Linked DNA regions of Homo sapiens: region 2 is linked to region 1. Evidence: chromatin contacts called from ENCODE Hi-C data. All regions are on one chromosome and are shown on one strand. Each heading gives the region's core, a stretch centred on a gene start or an enhancer-like site at or near the end of the contact. The rest is flanking DNA. Distances are from core to core; before and after follow the strand shown. Region 1 overlaps PARVA (parvin alpha). Region 2 has its middle 47 kb from the start of PARVA.

Evidence for each region. Hi-C counts contacts between places; a loop is a spot of excess contacts on that map. Pooled maps may share reads with other maps.
Region 2: a map of Calu3 shows a loop between it and region 1 (10-fold over the local background). The contact joins two enhancer-like sites. A Hi-C loop is called at or near these places in 18 of 168 maps with a recorded cell type or tissue (CD4-positive, alpha-beta T cell, CD4-positive, alpha-beta memory T cell, CD8-positive, alpha-beta T cell and 10 more), 2 of 37 single-sample maps with no recorded cell type and 27 of 50 pooled maps.

What each region holds. Positions count from the first base shown.
Region 1 is chr11:12,410,638-12,414,153 of GRCh38, forward strand. The region is part of intron 1 of PARVA (parvin alpha); the gene reads left to right. Among named protein-coding and RNA genes, the nearest start is that of PARVA, 35 kb to the left of the region's middle. Within about 2 kb of position 1,779, at least 24 of the 41 ENCODE cell types and tissues checked have a DNase peak (open chromatin) inside an H3K27ac peak, as active enhancers do.
Region 2 is chr11:12,329,057-12,332,430 of GRCh38, forward strand. It overlaps a transcript of MICAL2 not described here. Among named protein-coding and RNA genes, the nearest start is that of PARVA, 47 kb to the right of the region's middle. RefSeq lists an enhancer at 1,414-1,915. Within about 2 kb of position 1,500, at least 3 of the 41 ENCODE cell types and tissues checked have a DNase peak (open chromatin) inside an H3K27ac peak, as active enhancers do.

The sequences.
Region 1 (3,516 bases), core at 529-3,028:
GCCTACGCCAGCCCATCTTTCACACTGTAGCTGCCAGAATGTTCATTCCCAAACCAAACTCTGACCTAGTTCCTCCTCCAGTGGAAAACTACTGAGGATCCCTTCTTCTCCCCACCCCATCTATAGCTATGGCTTTCAGTGTTAAAAAGAAAGAAATAAATGAAAGTTATGTGGACCCTTCTTTTTCAATAAAGTATCGCATGGAATGTTCATCATTAAGCATCTGGACTCTGGCATCAGACAGACCTGGGTCCAAATGCAGGCTCTGCCACTTACCTGTATAACCTCAGGCAAGCTGTCTAACCTCGCCGTACCTCACTTTTCTCAGCTGTAAAATGGGGGTGTGATACTGACGATCCCTAGTTCATGAGGCTGTTGTGGAGATCAAGTATGGTACTTAGCAGAGTACCTGGCCTGGTATAGCTACCAAATAAATGTTAGCTAATGTTACTAGAGCACAAGTTAATTTTCTAAGTTCTAACTTATAACAGTTATAAAGCTTATCAGTGACAATAATTTGGCTGTTTGGATGAACAAAGGATTTTTAAAAACAGATTTCACTTTTTATTAGGTTGCTGCAAAGGTAATTGCGATCTTTGCCATCTTAATGGTAAAAACCACAATTACCTTTGCACCAACCTAATAGAACAGTTTTAGATTTACAAGAAATTGTGGGATAGTGCAGAGAGTTCCCATAGGCCCTGTACCCAGTTCCCCTATTGCCAACATTGTACATTGGTATGGTACATTTATTATAATTAATGAACCAATGTTAATACATAATCATCAACTAAAGTTCATACTTTATTCAAAACTCCTTAGTTTTTCCCTAATAGATTTCTTTTTCTGTTCCAGGGTTCCACCAGGGAAGGTACCATAGTACATTAGGTTGTCACGCCTCCCTAGGTTCCTCTTGGCTATAATAGCTTTTTTACTTTCCTTGTTTTTGATGGCCTCGGCACTTTTTAGGAGTACTGGTCAGGTGTTTTGTAGGATGCCCCTCTACTAGAATTTATCTGATATTCTTCTCATGGTTAGACGGAATTGAACACAGAAATGTAAAGTTAGCAGATTATGGATGACCACTCCAGTTTTCCCTTGGTCTCAGCATCCATGAAATTAGAATCAGATGTTTATGGGGAGTCTAAAAACATGGTTTGAAAAATCACTGGAGAAGATCAAGTCTACACTCCCTGGTGTGACCTACGAGGTCTTCTCACTCCAAGCCCTGCCCACATCACCAGCCTGCTTTATCACTCCTTCCTGCTGCAGGCACCCCCAGCTTCTCAGCATTCCCCTAATAGGTCCGGGCATTGAGGCATATCGACTCATCCCCCAGGAATGCCTTCCCTCCTTTCTCTGCCTGCCTAGTTTCTTTCTAATCTCTATGCAAAGACTCTAAGATCCAGTTTAACTTATCCTTCCTCCCTGATGCAATTCCCACTTTCCTTACAGAGACTGACACTGTCCCTAGGGTTCCCTGGGCACATCTCTCTATTGTCTTTCTCAGCTCTCATGTCTGCCTCTTCCTGTACACTGGAAGCTTCTTAAGAGCAGGAGCTGAGTCATAATCCTCTATTCCTCATGTCCAGCGTGAGCCTGGCACACAGTAGGTGCTTAAGAGATGCTTAATGAATGACTCTTGATGTTAGAGAAAGGTGCCATTTCTATACCATCTTTAACACAGAGCATGTTGCCTTCATCCTAAGAAAATGGGGTGCCCCAGTGGATGATGGATACCAGAGATTAACCCTTGGGTGGGTCTTTTAAGGCCGTTTTCTCCCTGCCCCAGAGGGTGTGGGAATGAGGTGTGAGTATGGAAAGGACCACCAGGGGGCTCCGGGATGCAGTTCACCAGCCCAGGCCGAGAGGAAGGCTCAGTGGTGGCTTCAGCAGCAAGCCTGGGTCTGGCAGAATCCTCAAAGAAAGTGTGTCAAAAGAGAGGTCTGTTTTGCTACTGATGTGCCAGGCTCTGTAGCAAGGACAGGATGTACCAGCCTGTTCTTTAAACATGTGTGGGCCCCTCACTGTCCTTTGCCCCAGAGGTCCCAGCCTACAGAGAAAGGGACAAAAGATCCTGAGAGCCAAGAAAATAATATTTGCAGGAAAAATGGTCTTGTTATATGCGCAAGCAGACCTTTACTTCATTCAGACTTCCTAATTTCCCTTTCCACGCCAGTGTTAATAGTTCTCCTTGGATCGCAAACTCTTAATAGATATTCCTAAGGCCAAAAGTATCACTGAGAAGTTGGAGCCAAAATCTCAGGGCTTTTCTTTTGAATTCTATAAGAAGAGGGGAAAACAGCTGAGTTAATCTGAAATAATGAAGCTGGAATTAGAAATTGCTCTGGTCAGTAACATCCACTGTTTTGTTTTTTTGTTGTGTTATTAAGAGTAATAATAACAATAGCTCTTGTGCATTGGGTGCCAACTCTGTGCCAGGCATTGGGATGCAGGCGTCTGCCTGTGCCAGGCATTTGTCTTTGGGCATACAAGGGGAATTAGGCCAGGATAATCTCTGCCCATTCTGCCACAAAGATATTATCTCCATTTCATAGATGAGGAAATTGAGGCCCGGGAACATTGCATGATTTGTTAAGGCTAGAAATCAGATTCTGTCCAGCTTCAAGATCTGAACCCTTTCCAATCACCCAAACATGCCTCAAAAGGATATAAAATAGTTGCCAATCTTAAAACATGACTGTGCTCCAGGGGAAGGGAAGGGATTATCACACGAGGCAGAAATGTATAGGCATTACAAGTACATCCATCATTAATAATAATGACAAAAGGATGAGAATATCTTACTGTTTTGGGCCATGGGCTTCCTAGCATTCATGTAGGCAAATGAAAATACAGAGGGATGTCTGCTAGAATGCGATATGGTTTGTATTCAAAAGATTCTTGTAGTTTACTTTAAAAGCAGTGTTATGATGGAACCTGTACACTCACACATTTTTAAGAAGCAGACTCCTCCTTCCAAGGGTTTTGACCCAGCTGCACATGATCTTACGTGCACCTCTCCTCTGCTTTAACCTCAGTAGTCAGGTGAGGTGCCCCGTAGGCTCCAGGGAGCTGGCACAGGCGGCTCCTTGTCCTGAAGGCTCTCTTGCCTCTATTTCCCAAGGTGGGGATTCTAAACAGCAGAGCCCAGAACCAAACTTGGAGAACACTCGAGCCCCCAGCTGAAAGACATTAATCACCCATGGACAGGTTTCTTGAACAGGAGAAAGTTTGTAACCAGAGAACAAAGCAGTTTCTGCACAAAACAGTAACTTAAGGAGGATATTCAAAAACCTCTTGGACTTTTGTCTCATGCCATAGCCTAAGTCCCTCTCAAAGCTGCCCACATTCTCAGGACCAGACGTGTACCCTGCCTTTGGCTGGGCCCCTGGGATTCCAGGGCCACACGGCAGCCGTGCGTGGCACATCTTCAAGTTCACTTCTCCAAGCTCTGGGACTCTCCCCGTGCCAGCACAGAACTATTAATTATTTTTCTCTGTCAAACCTTTGTCA
Region 2 (3,374 bases), core at 250-2,749, 82 kb before region 1:
CTTGTTACTTGTATTTGTGGTGAGGATTAGCTAAAATAATTTATGTAATATCCATAGCCAGTGCCTGGCATGGAGCAGATGATTAATCAATACCTGTTTGTTTTTTTTACTACAATGCACTGGATTTCCTTGCAAAGATGACCCAAATTTGCTCATTAGAAATAGGCTTATTACAAATATAAAGAGTTTCTTGCTGCCTGGACTGAGAGTCACTGTCCATCTCTACAGCTGCTGTGGGACTTTTGGTAGAATGAACTGCCCTTGTTTGGTGCTTGGTCATATTCCCAGTCCAGAAGGCTCTGGTCCTTGTCTTTGACAATCTGCTGATCTCAGTGAGAGCATTAGAAAAGAAGAGGAAAAACCAGAAAAGCCAGGGCGTGCTTCAGTTTGCCGCCAGCAACACAGGCCAAGAGGTGGCATGGTGGGAAGTGGGGAGCTGTGGGCGCCAATAAGCCAATAAGCCCTGTGTTCAAATTCTATTCCACTCCGCTTAGGCTGAATAGTCCTGGGAAAATCACTTAACCTCTCTGGTCCTAGATTTTTTATCTGAAAAGTGAAGATAATAATCCCCATATTATCAGGTCATTTTGAGAATTAGAAGTGTTGATAGGCAAAGTCTCTACCGGAGTATTGCCTAGGTTGTAGGCATTTAGTAAACACTACTCATATCATTTTACAAAATATTACTAAGTATCCACACACATCTTCTTTTAAAGAATTTGTCTAATTTTTACTGCTTGAAATTTAAATGATAGAAACCAAAATTGTAAAGCATCTTCTGAAAATCTTCCTCATCCCCAAATATGAAAAAAAAAAAAAAAAAAAAAGAAAAGAGAGAGCTAGTTTGAGTTATAGCAAAAGAAATCTGGCCAGCTTGTGATGTTTCGGAGGTGTGCCAAGCCAGACAGAAGATGGATTCCATTCATTCCCTTTATATCCTTGGTAATTTAATTCCCCTGTTAAGTTTATGGGCCTTTTTCCCATGATTGTCCTTGTGTGGGTGACAGATGCAGATCAACAAGGGGCTGGAGACTAAAAGAGTCAAGACGGGAGAGTGGCCTCAAAAGCAACCAAATGGAAGTTTTGCAGACCAGCCACCAAAATTAATATACTCTAACTTGTAATAACATTTGTGCAATAATAATATTCCTTGGTGGTTTAATATTCTATTCAGTCCCTTTAAGAGATTGCCCTGTTGCTTAATGAATGACCAACGCTTATTAGGTTAAGTTGTATTTGAGCTGGCCTGTGCTGCTCCGGTTCAAGTGATTTAATGGGAATTATTTAATAGGTATTATTAGGATAATTAGAAAATGATCACAGTTAGGCAATAATATTGAGCTATAAAGGTTGTGAATAACCAAATTTAGAGACAGACCTGAAAACATGAGTAGTCTGCGACAGTTATGCAAGGCTCCTCTGATAATTATGTAGGCAGCCTGAAAGGGGCTTTTGTTCTGGGAGTTATTCATTAGGCGGGCATTGAATTAGAGGAACATGCGGGGGTGCGGGATGGAGGGCAATGATGGCTGATGAGCAAAATGAGGCTTTGATGAGCTCCTCATTGTCGTGACAACAATTCCTGCTTTCTTTTTTTACAGCAGTCAGAAATAAGCTCTCCCGCCCCCGGGAAGGGTTTTTCCCCATTTTGTCAAGGAAAGGGAAACAAAGGAAAACAAAAATCTAATAATCCACCCCAGATGACAAATCATTATGTTTTGCAGGACGTGGAGAGAGAGAGAGAGAGACAGAGAGAGAGAGAGAGGGAGAGACAGACAGAGAGAGAGAGAGACAGAGAGAGGGGTAGAGAGAGAGAGAGAGAGAGACAGAGAGAGAGAGAGAGAGTGTGTGTGTGTGTGTGTGTGTGTGTGTGTGTCTGTATGTGTGTGTCTGTGTGTGTGATGTCTTTGACAGAGGTAAGAGAGTCCCCTCTTGGTCCTAGCTGCCCAGGTGAAGGACCAGGATATGCAGTAACCTGATTCCTGGGGGCCCTACCACCTTCTGGAAAGAGGCCAAGCCCAGCTCTGCAGCCACTTAGACTCTTATTGGTTGAGGCACTGTTACCTACTGGCTTGTTGCTTGTCAATATGATGATCAGTGTTACATACTAGGGGCATGGAATACCCCAGTCTAGCAAGAGACCACCATTCAAATTTAAATGGTCTGGATAACACAATCTGGGCTTTCTTTCAATACCTGGAATCTGATGAAAACTGAGTAACTTCGAAAGAGAAAGGATTTCTCCCCAGGGGAGGTCGATGAGAATAATTATTCCCTTATAGCTTTACCAGCTTTGGGGAAGATTTACCAGCTAGTTGTCTGCATGGAGCTTCTTGCCTTTTTTGGAGCCAGATGGTTTCTTCTTCCCGGAGATTGAGGGGTTTACCAAGAAAAATTAGGATGCACAAAGTGCCAGCAGGTGGCAGCAGGAGCACACATTATGTGAGAAATGCTAGCGAAAGCCTCTCCAGGACCGGGGAGGTAGCTGAGCTTACACTCCATGGTTTTCACTGCTGCTGAGGACCCGAGGAATAAAAATTCCTGGATAATGTACAGTGAGGTGTCCTGGACAGAGCACAGGCATTAGAATCAGACACTCCTGAGTTTGAATCCCAATGTAGTCCTTATACAATTATTTACTTTTCTGCGAAATTTTCTCATCTGTAAAATTGAATGAATAATACCAACCTCACAGAGGTGGTATGAAGAAAAGATGAAGTGAAATAATGTTAGTAAAGCACCCACAAAAGGGCCTGAAATAAAATAGGTATCCAAAAATATTCCTTCTCTTTTCTTTTATGTCCCTATTATTATAAAACACAGCTGGATGGTCAATGACTTCTCAAATTGTATTTATTTGTTTGTTCATCCATTCACATTCATTTGTAACTATACTCCCTACAAGAGATTTAAGCCGGTTTCTCTAAATATTTGTAATACATGAATTTTGCATGCCTGATCCAAACAAGGATCTCAATGAGGACTCATTGTTATCACTCCCACACCCCCGCCACCACCGCCCCCAAAAAACAGTAATGCAATAAAAGCTGTTCAACAAAGATAGCAGACTATGGGTTTTGAGGCATGCCTCTCTGACACTCTGCCACAATTTGGGAATGGGTTTTAGGAAATAGATATTCTTTAGGTTTCCTTCCATAACTATTTGTTCTCAAAAGGTACTTGAAGGCAGTGAGTTAAAGGTTGTACCCTTTCATCCATCATTAGACATGGCTGGTTGCTGTGCATTCATAAGTCAGCAGAGCAGGGGAAGGGTTGAGATCTTCTGTGATTCTAAAGGAGTCTCTCTAAATACAGGTAGCCATGAACACAGAAACACAGATAATATTATTTTGTCACATAATATAATGGGATAT